Regions from separate parts of the Homo sapiens genome. Here region 1 is linked to region 2. Evidence: read pairs that join two places in POLR2A ChIA-PET (ENCODE). Cell type or tissue: GM12878. All regions are shown on one strand. Each heading gives the region's core, and the rest is flanking DNA. Links, peaks and the distances in the headings are about the cores only. Region 1 has its middle 270 kb from the start of BCL2. Region 2 overlaps BCL2 (BCL2 apoptosis regulator).

The links. ChIA-PET counts read pairs that join two places held together with the same protein. Peaks named below come from ENCODE experiments on the same cell type or tissue, not always from the same donor. Only the 100,000 strongest peaks of a DNase experiment are listed, where the experiment ranks them.
Region 1: POLR2A ChIA-PET joins it to region 2 with 7 read pairs; 2 of 35 experiments call an interaction of 5 or more read pairs at or near these places.

Annotation. Positions count from the first base shown.
Region 1 is chr18:63,044,782-63,055,675 of GRCh38, reverse strand. No RefSeq gene overlaps it. Among named protein-coding and RNA genes, the nearest start is that of BCL2, 270 kb to the left of the region's middle. In GM12878, for the core only: no CTCF peak of the experiment used is centred there; a DNase peak (open chromatin) is centred at 4,513.
Region 2 is chr18:63,300,327-63,311,220 of GRCh38, reverse strand. The region is part of intron 2 of BCL2 (BCL2 apoptosis regulator); the gene reads left to right. Among named protein-coding and RNA genes, the nearest start is that of BCL2, 14 kb to the left of the region's middle. In GM12878, for the core only: no CTCF peak of the experiment used is centred there; no DNase peak of the experiment used is centred there; H3K4me3 peaks cover 628 bases; H3K27ac peaks cover 1,397 bases.

The DNA.
Region 1 (10,894 bases), core at 3,486-5,985, 260 kb after region 2:
AGATTGACCTTATTTAAAATCTGTTTTCAGCTACCAATTCTGTGTTCAAGGTAATGAACTCTCCTCCTAATCGAACCTGAAATTCACCTTTCAATTATGCATCAAATTGCAAAACCAAAGGACAGGCAGATAAATGTGAAATGAGCAGTTATGTTGTAAGTAAGACATGCTTTGTTCCATCATTTGTGGGCACAAGAACTCATGTTCGTTGCAAATCTTCCTGGCAGTGTCTGAGAACATACCAAACTGAAAGCATCTCAGGATTGTGCCTAGGGAGAGAGAGAAGAAAAGAGGGAGGAAGGGCTGGAGGGAGGGGGAGAGAGAGAGGAAGAAAGAGAAGAGAGAGAGAGAAAGAAAGAGGGGAGAAGAGAGACAGAGAAGAGAGAAAGAAAGAGAAGAGGGAGAAAGAGAGAGAGAAGGGAGTTCTTCTCTTACAGCAACTCCCCTTCCTTTTTTGCATTACATGAGAAAATGGTCTTTCATGTGGCAGAATGAAGAAAAGGCCTGTGTTTATTTTCTCTATCTTTGACTCTGAGGGAAGCTGAGCTGAGTGGTGGTAAATAACTATATAACTGAAATTGCCTTGCTTTGTGTTACCTTAGGAGTGGCTTGTTTTGTAGAGGCTTCAGATTTATGGAGACAGATTACACTCCACTATGTAAATCACTTTGTAAAAGTAAAATCGTAATTCCTTTGGGCCTCTAGGGTACAATTCGATGCACTAAAACAATAATTTACTATTAAGTGGGACCCTTGGGGTGGCTTTTTCTTAGAGAATCGTCTTCTCGTTGGGAGACTGATTCATTAGGCTACAAAAGGAAGCCTCCCTCTTTCTTGTCTACTGTGTCACGCTGTGCTTATACGTCCAAAAGCAGAAAGTTCAGGCTCCAGTTGAGAAGGTGGAAGGTCAGTTCTTGTGTGTCTGACACAGGGAAGGTATCATCGATTCTCAGGAATGACGAGGTGACACCACGTGGGGGACATGCATGTCTTAGCCTAGGATCCAGCAGGACTGGCGCCCTTCAACCATCCCGGCTTCACTGGCGTTTGAGGAAAGGCCTTCAGACCTTTCCTTAAACTGCCAGGACATGGCACTCAGGTCTGCCATGATGTTGGGAAAGTGAAACATAGTTTCTCTCAGACATTTAACTTGCATTTGTGTTTGATTTAGAGCGTGGGGGTATTGTATTTTAAATATTCTCATATTTTTGATTCGCAGAAATAATAACCAATCAATTGCTCAATCCTCAACTGCTAAAATGAAATGCAGTTTGGAGAGATAATAGTTAAATATTTCTAAAACTGTGCCCTGAAATTAAGAAGACCCATTTAAGAATTAGTAGCTTCAGGTTATTGAAAATGTAATTACTTTCAGCCTTTGTAATTTTGTTCCTCTTTTGTGGATGAAGACGAGAGTTCCGCAAACAATACCATTCAGTGGAATTTAATATTCAAGAGAGGATTTGGGTGGTTCAAGATGAAATTAAATCACATGCTTGAGGAGGCTGCATTATGAGCGGCCTCCAAGCTACATTCTTGGATTTTCTAGTTGCTGGTTTCCTTCTAAGCATGGTGCTCCTCCTCCTCTCCATTGGTAGCCAGTGGTTTCATTGCCACTCTGATGACCAGCTCCCTAACAGCTCCATAATCCTTCTTCCACACCTACGCTTTTCTATTTCATTATTAAGTGAACAGGATTTAGACAACTTTTCTCTCATGTCTCTTTTTCTCTTCTCACGGCTCTACTGGTTTACTCTGGAATTTAATTTCTTCTTTGCTAGCAGTTTCTCAATATGTGATTCAAAGAATAAGGGACAAGAAAAGAGGACCCCTCAGTATAACACACGCCTATTCTGCGTGAGAGCAGCGTTCACGTTCTTGTTTAATAGGCCTGGGAAATGCTTCCTAAAGCAACAGTGGAGTGGAGAGTTGGTAGGAACTGTTAATTGTCTTGTGTTGCTTTAGAAAATTGCTTGATTACAGTGGAGACATTTCAAAGGAGAAAAAGCTCCAGTATATGATGGCAAAACCATGTGTAAATCAACTCTGAGTTGTAAATTTGCCAAAATATTCTTTTACCTGGACACCCGGTCCCATCCTAACCCCTTTGTTCTTCAAAAATGAGAATATGCTGGATAGACTATTTATAGCCTGCTTTCTGACAGCTTAATGCATATTAGGATTTTTTCTGTATAATTAAATGCTTTATAATACTTTTTATGATTACATATTATTTCATCTTATGACAGTTGATCATTTATTTAACCATGGCAGTGTTTCCAGTTTTTTCCTATTTATTTCAACAAAACCATGACGTATGTACTTATGTCTATCTCTATTCCCATGCTTCCTGGCTGTCTAATTTCCTTCTCCATATTGTGGGTTGAAGCCCTTCCCTGGCCAGGGGTGTTGCTTGAATGAACCAACAGTATGGTTTATCTCACCAACAAACAACTTAGGCGTAGGAGTGATCCCAGGAATCCCCAAGCATCAAAGTCACTTATTTTACAGATGCAGTCAAGGCCTAGAGAAGCCAGGAAATTTACGAAAATTCTCCTAGCGAATGAGTTCAAAGCATAGACTGAAACCCAGGATTCCTGGATCTCCATTCCATGCTCTTTCCATCATACTAGGTCACTTCCCAAAGTGCCTGAAAAATAAAACCTTCAGAGCCACGCAAAAGCAAAAGAGCCATCTATCTATCATCTATCTATCTATCTATCTATCTATCTATCTATCTATCTATCTATCTATCTGTCTAGACAAACACATATATACATATAACTGTAACTTAGAGCAAAATGTAATTTATAATTACATTGTTAGTTACTTAAAAAAAAACCCTCACTACAATATTATACAGATCTCCCTACAATAAGCTAGCATGAAATAATCCTAGGCTTATTAATCATGTCCCTGAAAAGTTTCCAGATGAGATAGAGACAGGAAAGCACCTGTCAGCCCCCAAAACCCTACGTCTCCAAGTGCTGAGTGCACACACACAGCCGTCCGGTGTTAAGTGCTATGGAGACACCTGAAGCCTAGGCATCAAAGCATTCACCTGCCTTTCCTCCCACCTCCCATCAATTCTTGGAAGACACTAAAACAAAACTTGTCCAAAACCAGTAAAGCGATCAAAGGGCCAAATCTCAATGGCTTTTCCCAAGTGTCGACCAGAGTCTTGACCATCGCTGCCCCAGGCTCATGGGCTGTAACAACCACAGAAATATGCTTTGAAACCTAACATGACAACCTCATATAATTGAAAAGCTGCCAGTGTTGAGGAGGTACAGATATTTAAAAGTCAGAAAGTTGCCAGCCACCCTCAGAAGGTCTTCATAATCAAGACACCTCAGTGTCTAAAGAGCAAGCTCCTCATGCCTGTAGTTCTTTGTGGGAATCTGTAGCCTCTTCCACTTGGTCATGAAACAGCCACAGTTCTGTGCTGGAGGATTTTCCAGATAATCCCAGAAGTGGGCTTACATTTCCTCAGTTCAAGTGGTATAACCAGCACCAACAGGACTCCAGCAGGATGAACACGCCTGATGACATCACTTTGTTGGTGTCAGCAGAGACTTGAGCTCAAATTGAGTGGTGTTGCTGCATCAGGAAAATAAACCAGTACTTACCGACTTGGAGAAGACAGATCTGTGAAAGTCTGAATCGCTTTTAGATCTTTGCAAACAGTTATTGCAAGCCTGGTATTTTTCAGATACCTAATAATATAGTAGTATTTTACATAATTGCCTTCCCTAACATTCGTAGAAAACTATAAATAGTCCTCTTAATGTGCACAGAAGTACTTATATTCCAGATGTTCCCATGGTGAAGGGACTTGAGCTATAATTTCCACCTATTTCAGAAGCACTGAGACAACCAAAACTTGACAAGCTCATTCTTTTCTTTTCCCTCCTACATATTCCCAGCCCCCATCCTCCAAGCCAGTGCTCGAGATAAGGCCGTCTCCCTTCCCAGTGGGGCTCAAGTGCATCTGCGGTGATTCCTGGCCTTTCTACTCCCTCTGAAACAAACTTCAAGAAAAACCCATCTTGGAAAAATGCTCTAGCCTTTGCTCGAGGAGAGGTGTATTTTGTGTGTCATATGTTGCTTGTTTCTGTTTTCTTTTTTTTTTTTAATTTTTATTTTTGCAGATGGAGTTTTGCTCTGCAGCCCAGGCTGGAGTGCATTGGCACAATCTTGGCTCACTGCAACCTCTGCTTCCTGGGTTCAAACAATTCACCTGCTTCAGCCTCCCAAGTAGCTGGGATTACAGGTGCATACCACCATGCCCAGCTAATTTTTGTGTTTTAGTAGAGATGGGGTTTCATCATGTTGACCAGGCTGGTCTTGAACTCCCGACCTCAAGTTATCCACCTGCCTCAGTCTCCCAAAGTGCTGGGATTACAGGCATGAGCCACCACGCTCGGCCCCTTGTTTCTGTTTTTAAAGGCTACTGGAGGTGGAGTGAGTGAAGGCTTCCTGCTGTTACTTGATTGAGGTTTCCTTTTCTTGACTACTGTGTTTTCACGCCTGCTTATAAAACTACTGACGTGTGAATCTAGCAAAAAGTTTTTCCTCCACAATGTGAATTAGAATATTGACTAATAATTATTTTGAATTTTTTTAGGTTGGATTAAAATTTGCACTACTATTCCAGAAAACTCATTGTCTACTAGAATCAGAACCATATTTTAGGCTGGGTGCAGTGGCTCACACCAGTAATCCCAGCACTTTAAGACGTTGAAGTGGGAGGATTGCTTGAGCCTAGGAGTTCAAGACCAGCAGGGGCAATATGACAAGACCTCATCTCTACAAAAAAAAAAAAAAAAAATTAGCCAGGGTGGCGGCGCATGCCTGTGGTCCCAGCTACTCAGGAAGCTGAGGTGGGGAGGATAGCTTGAGCCCAGGAGGTCGAGGCTGCAGTGAGCTATGATTGCACCACTGCACTCCAGCCTGGGCAACAGAGCAAGACCCTGTCTCAAAAAGAAAAAAAGAATATTTTAATCATGTTGGTCCTAACTTGCATTCTAAGTTTCATATTTAAAGGCACCATGCACCTGACTCTTCCCAACATTGAGCATGTGGTTGGAGAGGGTGCAGGTCTGGGGTAGGGGTGAAGGGAAGGGTCTGGAAGCCTCTGGTCCTCATTCATAAACCCTATAGAATAGAAAGGAGGGTTGCTTTGCTAACCTTCTGGGTGGTGGTAGGAACTCTTTCAGGCAAGAGGAACATCAGTATCAGGCAAGACTCCCAGGGAAGTTGGGGATCTGGGAGTATATTTTTGTTAATCCAACTCTTTGTACCTCTCCTCAAAAGTCTGTGGGCCTCCACAGGCGTAGGCACTCTAGAGTTGGGTTAATGCAAACAGATTTCCAGATCTGCAACTTCCTTGAGAATTTTGACAGATACTGACCTGCTGAGAACGGACCAGGTCTCCTTTGCCAACCTCCCATTCACAACTGCTCTTCTCCCTCCTTACAAAAGAAAAGTGCACCTCTTGTGGGTGCCCCAGAACATAAAGACTAGAGCATCAAGCCAAGGGCAATTTGACATATTGGTGTTTAATCAAAACATCATAAACTTGCAGTCACACATATTTCTGTTAAAGGAAAACATAGCTTCAGAGATGGAGTTTTTTAATCCAACTTAGATGCTCAGACTGTTTTAAACTGTTGTTTCTCCTCTTCTATCTCCTAAGTATTGACAGAGAACTTGCCACCAGAGAGAAAGCAAGCAAGGAGAGAAACTCACATGCAGTGGGTGGCAAGTCTGTAAGCTTTATCCCACAGCACTCTTTGAAGTGAGATACTGTCTCAGAGACACATCTTAACACATTCACTTGAATTGAGGAATGAGGGCGGATTGTTTCTAACAGAAAGCCTCAGTAATTTCACTGATTGGTTAGACAATGAGGATTGACTTTATCAATTTGTTCATAGGATGACAGACATTTTCCATAAATTAAATGAACTAAATTAGCAGCTCCAATGTCTCAAATAAAATAGATGTAAAGCCCTTGATAAGGTAAAAGCATTTTATCAAAAATAGTCTATTGGCAAAGGCATATTGAAATTAACAGTATTTAGATTTCCCTAACACTTTCTGGTAACAGTGGGTGAAACAAAATGCCTAAATGTAAGAATAAATAGATATAATTAATCATCATTTTTGGTTATTTTTCCCAAAGTTGGAAAATTAAATGACTCCAATGATTGAATAACAAATCTTTTGAATCTTTTGTAAATCAGATGGTTTCCTTTTTTAGGGAGAGTGTATTGGCTTTTATTATAATTAAAGGAGAAGCTAATTGAGTTGTCACCTGATAGAATACTAAAAACAATTTTTGATGATGGATTTTTTTCTTTTTTTTTTTTTTGAGACGGAGTCTCGCCCTGTTACCCAGCTTGGAGTGCAGTGGCGCGATCTCAGCTCACTGCAAGCTCCGCCTCTTGGGTTCACGCCATTCTCCTGCCCCAGCCTCCCGAGTAGCTGGGACTACAGGCACCCACCACCACACCTGGCTAATTTTTTGTATTTTTAGTAGAGATGGGGTTTCACCATGTTAGCCATGATGGTCTCGATCTCCTGACCTCGTGATCTGCCTGCGTCAGCCTCCCAAAGTACTGGGATTACAGGCGTGAGCCACGGCGCCCGGCCGATGATGGATTTTTTTTAATTTTTGATGAGGGATTATTAGGTGATTTTTGGAATATCCCTTGGAAAGAGTTCAAAGAGTTGGATGTCACTGTTGTAACAAAGTGCCTGCCATTTATTTATAGAACAAAATTTTTTTAGAGCTTACATGTGTAAAAATGAAAACTAGGAATAGAATTGAAGCTGAACCTTGTCTTACTCCAGCAATAAGTAATATTCACCTATAGATAAATCCATATCTAGAGAGACATTTTCAACAGCAGTTTACTTTTATATATAATAATTATATGTCAACATTTGAAATATATTTATGTTGTTTTGATGAATTGTAAACTAATAACAATTATAGCAATAAATCAGTCCAGATAAAAATTAATGCCTAGTACCCTATGGCTACTGAAAGTTTAAAAAGCTTGAAATTCCAATTTATGGGCATATTTCTGTGGCAAAGAATCAGGACTGAGTGATTGATTAATGCCTTGAAGCATAAAGATATTGCAACGGGATAAAATTCCATGGGAGAAGTACAATGGAAATGTGGGTTCAAGAAGAGAAAGAAATTATAAACAGTTCTGAAAGTTAAGCAACAGAGGTCCACATCCTTTTTAAGTCAATGTTGATGGTTTTCAACGCTCATGGTATTTAGACTCCGTTATTTATATGTAAAAGAGTACTCCAACAGTTCTTTAAATCCAATTTTTACAACATAAAGTATGTCTTTTGTGACTATATTAACATATGATGAAAAAATTAAATGTCAGCCAAAACATGTGTGCAAGAGAAATCTAGTTTTGTTTCAATTATTATATAAGCTACAGGAGAAGGGTCTGAAGTCCATTCTTCAGGTAACTTGGGTTTCTTGATATAAGACAGAACAGTTTTTCATTCTCTTTCACCTGTGCTTCTGTGAACAGGCAACCAGCCTCCAATGCCCGGTGTGGCTAAATGTTCCCTTTGCTGTCACCTGAGTGTTTTTAAGCTTCAGCAACATATGAACAGTTTTAAATTTATTTTTTATTTTTGGATACAGGGTCTCGCTCTGTTGCCCAGGCTGGAGTGCTGTGGTGCCATCATGGCTCATGGTAGCTTTGAACTCCTCAGCTCAAGCAATCCTCCTGCCTCAGCCTCCTGAGTAGCTGGGACTACGGATGCATGCCACCACACCTGGCTAATTTTTAAAATTTTTTTAGAGATGGAGTCTTACTATGTTACCCAGGCTGCTCTTGAACTCCTGGGCTCAAGCAACCCTCCCGCCTCAGCCTCCAAAAGTCTGGAACTCCAGGTGTGAGCCACCACGCCTGGCCTGGACCCCTTTTCAGGGGAAAATATGTTGTGGACCCCCTTTATTGCCTTAAATTTTTTTCTATAGTAATGCTGCTTACAAATACAAAACTCCATATTTAATCCTTTATACTCATAGCTCTTATGCATTGATTTATAAAAACAAATTTACAAGTCAAAAACAAATCACAGGCTGGGCATGGTGGCTCACGCCTGTAATCCCAACACTTTGGGAGGCTGAGATGAGCCGATCACCTGAGGTCAGGAGTTCAACACCAGCATGGCCAACATGGTGAAACCCTCTCTGTACTAAAAATACAAAAATTAGCAGGGCATGGTGGTGGGCGCCTGTAATCCCAGCTACTCAGGAGGCTAAGGCAGGAGAATCTCTTGAACCTGGGAGGCAGAGGTTGCAGTGAGCCAAGATCATGCCACTGCACTGCAGCCTGGGCGACAGAGCAAGACTTCGTCTCAAAAAACAAACAAACAAACAAAACAAATCACAAAGCCAACAAAATTAAAATGTTACCTCACAGGACTGTTGATCTTGTTTGTTGAAGCTAAATTGCTGCTCTCTATGAAACAGCACTCATTGCTGTGGCAGCAGTTTTGTTGTTTTGTTTAATTTTGACATCCCTGTATTCTTGGGGGGCATCTAATGGCTCAGTGATTTCCTTGCCTCTTCTCTAACTAGTTGAAATCTTTGTGTTCAGTTGGCACAAGGTGGTGTCACAGTTTCGTCTGCCAAGATCTCTCCTTTTCAGACCCCACTCTTCTGGCAGTAGACCAGGACAATTATATGTTCCTTGGTGACAAAAAGATTGTAAATACAAATGCAGGTACCTCACTCCTGGGCAGGGATTTAGTTTTGGAGTGGTCACCAAATGATGCTGCATTCACTTCTATTAAGATCTTTAAAAATTAGCATCAAAAAATATGTATTGTACGGAACTCATGGCCCCCACCACATCCTCAGACTCTTGGAGCCCTGTAGATGCCAGTGTGGGACACACACTGCAATCTCAGCTGTTACCCACAACCTGAATGGGTGCAGCGCTTACCAGTTTAGACAGGTCTGAGAAGACATGGAGGAAAGAGAGGTCATGAAATGGAATTTTCCATCTAAGCCACTCTAAGCAGGCCAGAGGCAAATCATCTTTGAATTGCCCAGGATGCCTGGCAGAGTGCCTGGCATGTATGGTAAGTACTTTATAGTTTGTTTGTTAAAGTGATTTGTTTGTTTGTTTCTGAGATGGAGTCTCACTCTTGTTGCCAGGCTGGAATGCAATGGTGTGATCTCGGCTCACTGCCGCCTCCACATACCAGGTTCAAGCAATTCTCTTGCCTCAGTCTCCCAAAGTGGCTGGGATTGCAGGCATCCACCACCACGCCGGGTTAATTTTTGTTTTGTTTTTGAGACGGAGTTTTGCTCTTGTTGCCCAGGCTGGAGTGCAATGGCGCAATCTCGGTTCACCGCAACCTCCACCTTCTGGGTTCAAGCGATTCTCCTGCCTCAGCCTCTCGAGTAGCTGGAATTACAGGCATGCGCCACTACACCTGGCTAATTTTGTATTTTTAGTAGAAACAGGGTTTCTCCAGGTTGGTCAGGCTGGTCTTGAACTCCTGACCTCAGGTGATCCACCCGCCTCGGCCTCCCAAAGTGCTGGGATTACAGGCATGAGCCACCGTGCCCGGCCAATTTTTGTATTTTTAGTAGGGACGGGGTTTCACCATGTTGGCCAGGCTGGTCTCAAACTCCTGACCTCAGGTGATCCTACTGCCTCGGCCTCCCTAAGTGCTGTGATTACAGGCTGTTAAAGTGATTTAAATAGAAGACTCAAGTTATTAAGTCACCCAGGATGGGCCTCTGATGATTGGCTTTGTTTCTAAATATCCCAAAAATAATTTATCTGGGTTTATTACCATATTATATATAATCCTAAGCTCCTCCTATATATTTATATATAATATTATAACACATTATATATTATATATATATTTCATATATAATATATAGTACATTAAATATATTTAATATAGGTACATTAAAATTATATTAAATATATATTAATTATAGTGAAGTAAAAATATTATATACTATACATGAGTTATAAATAATACATGTGTTATATAATATATAAAATTATATTATAACTCATAGATCATATGACATATATTATAGAGGCTGGGGTGGGGTGAGGCTCTGGTAGACTCATCTCGAAGCCACTGTGGTTTGGCAAGTGCACTTCCATTGTGTGTCTCCGGAGAGCATATCTGAAGGGGGCCATTGGAGGCTGGGGCCACTATTGCTAAGCGCCGGTGGGAATTTAAATCATTGGATGTGTTGTTCATTATTCCCAGTCCTGTCTGAGTCTGCCATGGAGAAAGGTGTTCTCAGCATTGACTCCCCAGCCTTTCTCCAACCTTACCCCAAGCTTTTGAATAATACATGTTTTCCTTGTCCGCAGATGATTTTCTCTTAAAAACATACGATGCCATCTAATCCCAAATGAGGGGCTAAATAGAACCCACACTTTTAAAAATAAAGTCATGTCTTTCCTATAATTTTTTAGCACTTAGTATATTTTGAGACTGTAACATTCTGGCACTCTTAGTTTTCTTCCAGAGACGTTATCAAGTTCTAAGTCATGTCGCTAAGTCAGCAACAAGCTTTCTTCCGTGCCTGATAGTCTAAGAACTCAACACACAGGCTTTAAAACTACATTACCTTGGTTTAAATCTCACTCTTGCAACTTATTTGTTCTCTGACTTGGGAAGGCCACTTAACATTTCTGAGCCTTAGTTTTCTCATTTCAAAAATGGTTGTTGAAAGGACTAGGGGAAATAATACTGATCAGGTTTTTAATCACCATGCCTGGCATCGCAAAGAGCTCAATAAATAATAGCTGTTTTTCTGTCATTGCCTCCTAAAATATATAAATTCACATATGATTTTGGG
Region 2 (10,894 bases), core at 2,749-5,248:
ATTGCAGCCAAATATTCCTCTCAGCTGCATTAGAATTTTCTAAAAGAACATGAGACACATAAACTTAGTCTTCTTAGTTCAATGCTATATCTCAGATATATTGATATCTGATTTACAATTAAAATAGGAATAAAATTAAGTACAAATTATATCATCAGCTTTAAATATTGATTTATCTTCTTGAAAAAAAAAAAGCGAGTCCATAAAGGATGGCAGCATTGGCATTTCTGGATGTAAAATTTCAGGGCTATCTCCTAGCCATATCCTTTATGGATTCCTGCCAGCATCTTTAAAAACACACACACTGAAGACACACAGAGAGGTTTTGAGGTATTTTATAACAAAATTATAAGAACAGGGAGACAAAGCCACTTACTAAACATTAAAGTGATAGTATAAGAAGAAAATGATTTGAAGAAGTCCTAATTGAGGGAAATGAGCAATTGTCCACAAAACTTAACCCTGGGTTCCCAGGAACCGGGGTAGTGATGGTCATGGAGAGGGGTTTTAGAATCTGGTTATTTAGGAAAACATGCACACTAACTTGTTTCATTGAAAAAAACATTTATTGAGGCCCTACACCATGCAAAGCTCTATGCTAGGTGTTTTAGTTAAGCGAAAAAATGTCTAAGATAACTTTTGCCTTCAAGGAACTTACCAATCAGTAGGAGACCAAGACAAGGATACAAATCACTGTAATCCTGGACAATGTGTAGTAGACAGAGAGGCCCAACCCAGCTACAGTGGTATCTGAAGAGTTTCATGCCGGAGATAATGTTGAGACAAGTTTTAGAGAACAGGCAGGCGATACGGGGAGAGGGTCTTTCAGGTAGTGGAAACTGGAGGCGTCAAAGCAGGCATGAATGCGGGAGGTGTGTTTGGGGAATTGTGGAGAGTCTGATTTGACTGGGGCATGGAGAACTCTCCTGAGATAAATCCATAGTTTTGAGAACTTACCACTGCATACTAAGTTGTGAAACTTGTATAGACAGCCCTCCCTATCTTTGGGTTCCACATCCATGGATTCAACCAACTTTGGATCAAAAATATATGGGGTAGGGCAGGCACAGTGGCTTAGGCCTGTAATCCCAGCACTGTGGGAGCTCAAGGTGGGTGGATCACTTGAAGTCAGGAGTTCAAGTCCAGCCTGGCCAACATGGTGAAACCCTTTCTCTACTAAAAATAGAAAAATTAGCCAGGTGTGGTGGTGGGCGCCTGTAATCCCAGCTACTCGGGAGGCTGAGGCAGGAGAATTGCTTGAACCCAGGAGGCGGAGGTTGCAGTGAGCCGAGATCGTGTCACTGCACTCCAGCCTAGGGGACAGAGCGAGACTCTGTCTCAAAAAATAAATAAATAAACAAACAAATAAATAAAATAAAGTATATAGGAGGATGTGCATATGCAAGTACTACTCATTTAATATCAGGGACTTGAGCATCTTCAGATTTTGGTATCCACTGGGGGTTCCTAGAGCCAATCCCCTGAGGTTACTGAAGGATGGCTGCGTTTAACTGTACCAGGGATGTTGAAAGGATGTTGCAAAGGTTCTCAGACAAGGCAGGATGTGTGCGTGGGAGGAAGATTGACAGTGACTGAGCCTGGACGGGGGAGACCAGGTATGAGGTCTGAAGCACCTGGAACAGAAAGGACAGGACAGATGTGGGCACACTGCACGTGTAGAATCAAAGGACTGACAGCAGGTCGAATGTGAGGAATGAGGGAGGGAAAGAATCAGGACTCAAGTGCCATCCTGGCTGCCTCAAAAAATGATACTGTCTTCCAGAGGGAAAGGAAAGATAACAACAGTTACTGCTTTGTGGCGTACATGTGATGAATTTCATTTTGGACATTCCAGTAGGATATCCAAGTGGAAATGCCCAGTAAGCCTTAGACATAAGGATCTGGATCTCAAGAGAAAAATTGAGGTTGAACCATAATATGTCTTTCCCCTCGAATCATGTAGGTTTCTCTTTTGCCTTCTTTCATTGCCCTAAGTGGTCCTAAATGCTACTGCTGATGCTGTCTTAGTTTGCGACTGTTGTTTGCACCCCACCTTTTCCCAAAGGTAATCTGTAGACTTGCATGGATTGGGTTAAGGTGGTTAACCTGCAGCTTTGCTGTTCAAAGCTTGGCTTCCCACTACCAGTTTGCCAACTTAATGAGTACTTCAACTTGAGTCAAATTAGTATTGTTCCAAATATCCTAATAGTATCCTCTATGTGTGACTCTAGGTCTTACAAAATCAAGGTGTCCTTTCTCATTGAGACTTCCTTATTAATAAAATATTTCTTCTATTAAATTCAACCTGGCACCAAGCATAGTAGGTAATAGGCACACACAATGACTGTTTATTGAATGAATGAATAAAATGATTATGTTAGGGCATTCTGAGCAATTCATCCTAAGCAGCTAATTTTCTCCTACTTCTTTTATTATAGTGTGTGTTTGTGTGTGTGTGTGTGTGTGTCTGAAATGTCCCATCCTACAGGTTCATTAATATTTAATAGAAATGAAAGAAGAAAAATACCTATTAAGTGTTTTGATTTCATCCTTTTCATTGAATTGAAAAAGTATATCATTTATTCCTGAAGAGAAATCTAGATTTTGCTCTATATTAAACATTTGACATTTATTGGTCCTTAATGCTAATATAGATACCAGCCTGCTGGTTGTCACATTCTATCTGTTTATACGAAGGTTGTAGACACACAGTGTATGTACATATGCCTAGTTGCTCTCATTCCTTTTGTTTCACATCTCAAGCCTAACCCAGACTGAAAAGGTTTTGAAGGCTGAGATTATTCATCACCCCATCATTATAGAAAGCAGGGCTGGCCCAAGGTTCTCACAGTGGGAGCAAGGTGGATTTTAACTCTGATCAGTGTTGTAGCTCAAATATAAAAAGAACTGCAGCACAAAAGTCACAAGGATAAATGATCCCCTCGTTCTTCTCCCATAAAAATAAGCAGCCAATTGAAGGTGGAAGTCAGTACAGTGCGGCATTCCCAGAGGCGACAGAACCTAAGATTCCATTTCTAAAGACACTGCTCAACAAGAAGACCACCTGGGATGTCTTACATAAAACCATTGGCCTGGCAGCTTTTGGCTGAGTTCTCTATTCTGGTTCAAGCCAGCATCACAGCCTATCTGTGGTTTTAACAACTGATGGAATTTGTATTTTGAGAACCCTCATCCGTTAGCATGAAGCAAACTCAAAGCATTGTTGCTCATCAGTTGTCATCTGTTTGAGAAAGATTTTGATTTGTTTACTTGTAGTGAAGCTTGACCATACTTCTCCAGGGGCTTTTTAAAAAGATGAATGTGTCAGCTTGTAGATTTGTCCCCATGAATGAAACCACAAGCAAATTCTCTTCTCTCTTCCAGCCTCCCTTCCTCCCTCTTGTTTCTTCAGTGGCCATCTGTGCATTATGTTCCCATTGCCAGGCCCTCTTCAAGCAGCTTATCTATGAGTGAATTCAGAAACTTCAAATTATAAAGGACACCCAGATAATTGGCCTGTTCTCCAAAGTATCTGTCCCCTGTGCTGCTGCCAGATTCCTTCTTAATGAATACATCCAGTGACAGTGGGATTCTTGAGCTTGTCCGTATCTGTGAGAAAATGAGCTCTCCTGCTTTGTAACAGCTTGTGGCTCAGGGAAAAAAATGACAGCCATTGCACAAGTTTCCTTTGAATGTAGTTTTCTTTCCCATAAATGATACTTTGAGAATACAGTTAAGGGGTTATTAGTTTTCTATTTCATGCTTGGCCTGTGTGTGAGAATAACACAAGCTGTCACTGCAAATCAGTAGCTAAAAATGCTTTGTCTGGTTAATGTGAACATTTAATATTTGGCTCAATTAAAAATTAACCGATGAAAGTACATGTCATTGGAATTTGAAAATACCTTTTGTACGGAATACTTAAAGGGCATCACCCATGACTAAACCAGTGCTTTTAAAATATGGAGAATATGGGGAAATTTAATATGAGTTGGGATACTTGACTCTTTTTTAAAACCTCTCTACCTGTTTGGCACAACAGGGTATTGATAAAGAGTGGGCTCATTGTTATGGCAAAGGATTCACTTGCATCTCTGTGTTTTTAAGTGGGTAATTGTTTTTTTGCACTCAGTCACATGATTAAAGCAGACAGAACAAGAGATCAGTTATTCATTTATACCATACTTTTAAAAAAATATTGAGCCAGGCCCTGGGGAAGTGGGAAGTGAGAGCCAGAGCGGCGTGGCTGATAGTCTAGGGCAGTGCTATCCAATCTTTTGGCTTCCCTGGGCCACATTGGAAGAAGAAGAATTGTCTTGGGCCACACGTAAAATACGCTAACACGAATGATAGCTGATGAGCTAAAAAAAAAAAAAAAGCACAAAAAAACCTCATAATATTTTAAGAAAGTTTACAAATGTGTGTTGGGCTGTATTCAAAGCCTGCCATGGATTGGACAAGCTTGGTCTGGGGGAGTGAAGACCATTCAACATCAGCTGCAGGAGAGCATGTTTAAAGCTATGAGAAGAGATGCAGCAATAGTGGTGGCATTTATTGGAGTCAAGGAAGTCTTCCCAGGAAGGGGACTGAAGCCTGAAGGATGAGCAGGAATCAATGTAGTGAAGTGGGTGGGAGGAACCAAGTGTGGCCCCAGGCAGAACTTCAGGAACAAAGGCCAGAGGCAAGCGGCCACATGGTGGACTGCAGGAGCTGAGGAGTTCAGCCTGGCTGGAGTGGAGAGTGCAAGTGGGTGGGTCAGAAAGATGATGCTAGAGGTGGCCCACCCTGGAAGAGTTTGTTTCAGATACGTCACCCTGACTCCACTCCAGACCGTTAATGAGACGGGGGAGAAATCAGTGACCAGATAGAAGGCTCTTTCAGCAAACGGGCAAGAGATCAAGTGCCTGACCTAGAGGAATGGTAGTGGGAACGGCAAGAAATTGCTAGCTTTGCACAATGATTAGGACTAGAGTGGAGAGATTTTTTGGAAGAGGTAATGATTGACTGAATGCTTTAGAACATGGCTCAGTTCTTCCTCAGCTTTGCTGGTCTTTCTGTACAACTTGGAAAGAATGTGGTCATTGTTCTGGTTATATATAAATGCTTTTTTGTGTTTTTTGTTTGTTTGTTTATTTGTTTGTTTTTGGAGATAAGGTCTTGCTCTGTTGCCCAGGCTGGAGTGCAGTGGCACCATATCGGTTCACTGCTGCCTCGAACTCCGGGGCTCAAGTGATCCTCCCACCTCAGTCTCCTGAGTAGCTGGGACTACAGGTGCATGCCACCACACCTAGATAATGTCTGTCTTATCTTTTTTTGCGACAGGATCTCACTTTGTTGCCCAGGCTGGTCACAAACTCCTGGCTTCAAGCAATCCTCCTGCCTCCGCCTCCCAAAGTACTGGGATTACAGGCATGGGTCACCTCACCTGACCTTATACAAATATATATTTTTTCTTATTTCACTTTTAAAAAATTGTCTGGTTAAAAACTATTTTTGTTAGAATTCACCGTGTGATAAATCTTTATTAACTATCAGTTAATAAAAGTATATTTGAGGAAAGAATTCAATTATGAAAGGCAGTTTTCATAGAATTTTTTTCCGGGTGAAAAAAATGACAGTGGTTTCTTGCCTTTACGTAGGATTTTAAAGTTTCTAAAAAAAAATTCCATATCTGTTGGCCCATTTGATCTTCACAACAACCCTAAGCAAGGCAGATATTGTATTCCAACTTCTCCCTACTTTCCTCCCCACACACACTGTTAGTTATTTGTTTATGCCCATGTAAAGAAGAAAGTTCGCCCAACAAAGGTGTGTACGAGCCAATAAGCACAGGAAGAGCTGATATTCATTCCCTGGGTTGGGAATCCCGTAGATATTTCTTTATCCTGTGCTGCTTCTCTGGATATGTGTTCATAAAGACACAAGATTGCTTAGTAGAGACTGAAATATATTGCATTTTGAAAACTAGTATACTCTACTGCTTTCTGTGTCAAAAATGTTCAGGGAAATTGGAATGCAGTCTTTTGTTTCTGGTTACTTTCCCTTCTTCGATTCAGCCTTTGCAGCGTTTCTCATGCTTGCAGCAGAGGGGGATCTAGCTGCTTCCATTTGGTGCCTACCATCAGCTCAAGACCCTGTGAGGATGCGCTTATGAGCCAGGCGGGCTTGGACATGAGCTGAAGGGACAGTAGTAGGATTGACGTGCGAGGTCTCTAACACTTGAAGGCCCTGTAAAACAGCCCCTTTCAACAGGGGCCAATTGGAATTAGATGAACATGTGTGACTGTTTTTGCTTGTTGACACCTGACTAGCAACGGTGTTATGTTAGCATGCTGTTTGCTGCCTTTATTTCTTTGAATTCCTCAGAGTCCTTATTTATTATTTTCAAAGGTTGTAATTAGCTTTAATCGGAAGTGCCCGTAAGTGTAGTCCTGTAAATGTTGCTCTTCCATCTTTCTTTTTTCTTTTCCCAAGAAAATGCCGCATTGGACCATCAGGAAAAATAACTAATGGGTACTAGGCTTGATACGTGGGTGGATGAAATAATCTGTATAACAACATCCAACAAGTTTACCTATGTGACAAACCTGTACATGTGCCCCTGAACTTAAAAGTTTAAAAAATTTAAAAAGGATGTGAAACAAAAAAATTAAAAGAACAAACACTAATAAATATGAAGAAGTCCTTCAGAGTCTTTAAATTTGCTCATAGAGCATTGACTGAGACACTATCTCCTTTAGTAACTAAATAAAATTAAAAAAATAACACTGGGCTCCTCTTTTTAGGTGACCAAAAATATTTGGTACATGTTTTTTGAATGTTGAAAATGGTGGAGCCTTCATCAGTAGGGTTTCCGCAGTAGTAAAGGGCATGTTACTGCAAGTTCATTCAATCAACAAATATTTATAAATATTTGTTTACTGTAAAGAGCCTACTCTGGGCCAATCATTGTTCTAGGGGCTGGAGCTATAACAGAAAACATGACAGGTTAAGAACTCTCCCATCTCTTGTGAATCCCACATTGTGAGGAAGTCAGAAAAGTAAACAACTTAAAAATTAACAATATAACATAAGGGCCACAAAGTAATGAAAACAGGGCAATGCAGTGCAAGGGTGCTGATGGGACAATATTAACTTCTTCCTTGGTCTTTGAGATTTTTCAAGCAGTACTACAAGTTTACACAGAGGAGATTTAATGGGTTTTTCTTCATTAATAGTTGAAAACAGTGTTGTACCTTAAAAATAATAAATGTATTAGTATAATATAGCCCTTACATCAGTTTAAAATGAGTTACCATGAACAATATGAACTTAAAGAGACTTTTACTATTTTTGGCTAAAATGTTTAGCGCAATCTTTTCCTTACCTACTCATCCTTCTCATTTCCCCATTTCCATTTATGACAACATTGGTCATTGGCCTCAGTCACCGAAAGTCAGGAGGAAGGAAGGAAATGAATATTTATTGAACCCCAATATGTGCCAGACCCTGGATTTAACACTTTTAGGGATAGGAGATTATTTAACCTCAATAACCTCTCCCTGAGGGCAGGAAGTGGATTTATAGATGCGGAAACAGAGGTTCTGCAAAGTCAATTGACTTTGCCTGGTAAGAGGCAAAACCAGCATCCTTTATTTAGGCAATCCAAGTGATGTTCATGTCCTCTGGAACTTAAATTTTTAAAACAAAAATTTAAACAGAAACATATTACAAAAGAACAACTTTATGCATGTGACCTTTTGGGTTCTTTAGGAAGCCAGTTAGTCATCTTTATTTTAATAACTAGAAGGTGAAATCTTTCCTACAACATGTAATTTTAAGTTCTCTCATAGTTAAAAAATAAATGAAACAACTTTTTTTTTCTGTCTCCCTTTTGACTCCTAGAGTCTGTTTAAATAGCCTTTGAAAAATAAGTACTAATCACTGGTTCCTACCAAGACCAGACACCTGATTCAGAAGCTCTTACAGGGGTCAGAGTGTGCGTTGGAAAAACAAACCCACAGTGCCTTCCTGGTTCCAGAGAAATGATCTCACTGTCAAATTGTAACCTGCCTAATACCTTAATAAAAAGGTGGGGAAAGTCTGCGGTTTTACCTCTGGTATGATCCTTTTCCCTTCACTCTTTTTATTTTAGGCATGACCTTAGTGTTTTTTTTCTTCTAGAGTCCAGAGGTGGAATGACATGTCACTCAGGTTTACAAGATGAGGATGTATCTGTTTTTATATTCAGCTGTACATTTTATTCTACTTAAAAACAAACCCACCTTCAGCAACCAGGGCGTATCAAGGGAGAGTTATTTCCATCCCCCTCAGTTTAATTTGGATACATTTGGCCCAGAACAGCACAGTGTTTCCATAATAACATTTGAACAGGATGCCCTTGTGTTATTTGCAGGGCTAAGGGAGTTTCAGCATGGGCCAGGAAACTACTTTCTTAAAAGAAACTTAAACGCGAAATTCTGACAAGATAGGAAACTCTTACTGCATCCTTACTAAACCTCTTTTTCCCCCCTACTTTCTCATTTATTTATATATCTCTTGTGTTATGAAACATATATAGGTTGAATATTTAACTCACTCTGAATTCATGTGCAGAATAAGTCACTCTTCAGAAGGACAAAAATAATGTTTTAAGTGGTTTGTTTAATAAAGCACATATTAAAAAATTTCAATTCAACATCTTCCCTGGGCACAACATGTTATGACTTTTTAGAGTAGAGCTTCGTGGTATTTCATAAGGAAGCCAAAAAGGAAGGGAAATTATTATTCGGGCAGAGGGACAATAGTGACCTTTCATTAAGCAAGACAGAGTTCACCATCAGGCTCCCCAAACCCCAGGCTCTGTGTTAGTTGAACTGAACAAGCCACCAACTATTTCCTCTCTCTCTTTCTCTCTTTCTCTCTCTTTTTTTTTTTTTTGAGAAGGAGTTTTGCTCTTGTTGCCCAGGCTGGAGTGCAGTGGTGCAGTCCCGGCTCACTGCAACCTCAGCCTCCCGAGTAGCTGGGATTACAGGCGCCTGCCAGCACGCCTAGCTCATTTTTTTGTATTTTTTTTAGTAGAGACTGGTTTTCATCATGTTGGCCAGGCTGGTCTCGAACTCCTGACCTCAGATGATCCACCTGCCTCGGCCTCCCTCCCAAAGTGCTGGGATTACAGGCGTGAGCCACCACACCTGGCCTCCTCTCTTTTATAGACCAGACTACTTTAAAAATATTCGTCCAATATTACCTAAAATATTTCATTTATAAGACATAACCCAACATTGTAATATTTAAAAGACTGCATTATGTAGTTTTTACATATCCTTAAGATCCTAATGAATTCAGATAATCAGTATTTTTGTTCTTTTAACAGCTTTACATGTGACCTCTTAGTTCTAGAGTTTGATCTCAGGAGAAGGGAAGAGTAGATTTGGATTCTGTGCCGTGGACAGGCGCACTGGTTTCCCGTGTGAAAAGGACAAAGCCCCGCCCCTTCTGGAGCTCAGTTCTCTTTGGGATTATTCATAATGTTCTCCAAGAAGCTCGGAGTGCCTGTTTGTCGCCAGTACTGTAATTTGTGAGTAAAAGATCTTTATGATTGCAAAATACATTAGCGCCTTCGGAGATCATTGTTTCTTGATGACGGTGTGAATCACAACTAGGAACTAGGAAGTCATTTCAGCCCCTTCTGTGCAGAGGGATGTCATGAAGTACATATGCTAAAGTTCATACCCATTGCTCATAAGAGCTCAGCCAACCTTCTCAACCAGTTCATGTAAAAATATATCTGTATAAATATGCATACGTATGTATGTATGTGGTGTGTGTGTGAGTTAAGATATACATAAAATTTACGTTTTCCACCAATTTTAAATGTATAGTTCAGTGGCTTTCAGCACATTTACTTTGTTACATAAACCATTATTATGTAAGCCATTACTGACATCTGTTTCCAGAACTTGTTCATCATTCCAAATGGAAACTCTACCCATTAAACTATAACTCCCTGTTTCTTTTTCTCCCCAGTCCTAGGTAGCCACTATTCTATTTTCTGTCTCTATAAATTTGACTCTTCGAGGAAGAATTTGATTCTTCCCATAAGTGGAATCAGACAATATTTGTCCTTTTGTGTCTAGCTTGTTTTATCTAACATATTTTCAGAGTTCACCCATGTCATGGCATGCATCAGAATTTCATTCCTTTTTAAGGCTGAATAATATTCCATACCATTTGCTTTTTTAAAAGTCCATTTTCTCAAAAAATTGGTTGTCATTTCCACTCCCCACCCAGCCAATAGAAACAGCAAATATATTAAATTAGAATTGACCTGACAGAGGAGGTAATGGAGGCCTGTAAATTATTCAAAGAATTATTTTAGAGTCTGACAGCAAGGAAGAAGACAAAAATGCTCTTAAAACCAGCTCAGGAGTCTCTGAGGCTCTTCTGCGTGGGGCAGGCAGTCACAAAGATCTCTACGGCTCCTGGAGTTCTCGCTGGATCGTAGCACAGGACAATCTTAGTGATTCCTAATGATGCCACTGAGTCATCAAGACAGAGTTATTTTCTGTAGGAAGAGTCAAAGAGTTCAGGGAAAGTGAGTAGTAAGTTACAGAAATATCTCCATTCCAAATGGTTAAAATTTTTTAAAAGTTTAGGCTTCAGTCATCTGAAAAATTTACTTGTGTGAAATGATTCAGTCCAGACTGTAGTGAAAGAGAGGAATCCCAGCAATATCAAAGTAAAATACACACACACACACACACACACACACAGAGAGAGAGAGAGAAGGAGCACAAGATCTCTTTCTTTTTTGTTTTTTTCTCTTTTTTTTTGAACAAACTCTTACATATCCTTCAAGCCCAGGCCAAATGGCACCTTCTCTGTGAATGTGTGTGTGTTAAATAGGCAGAGA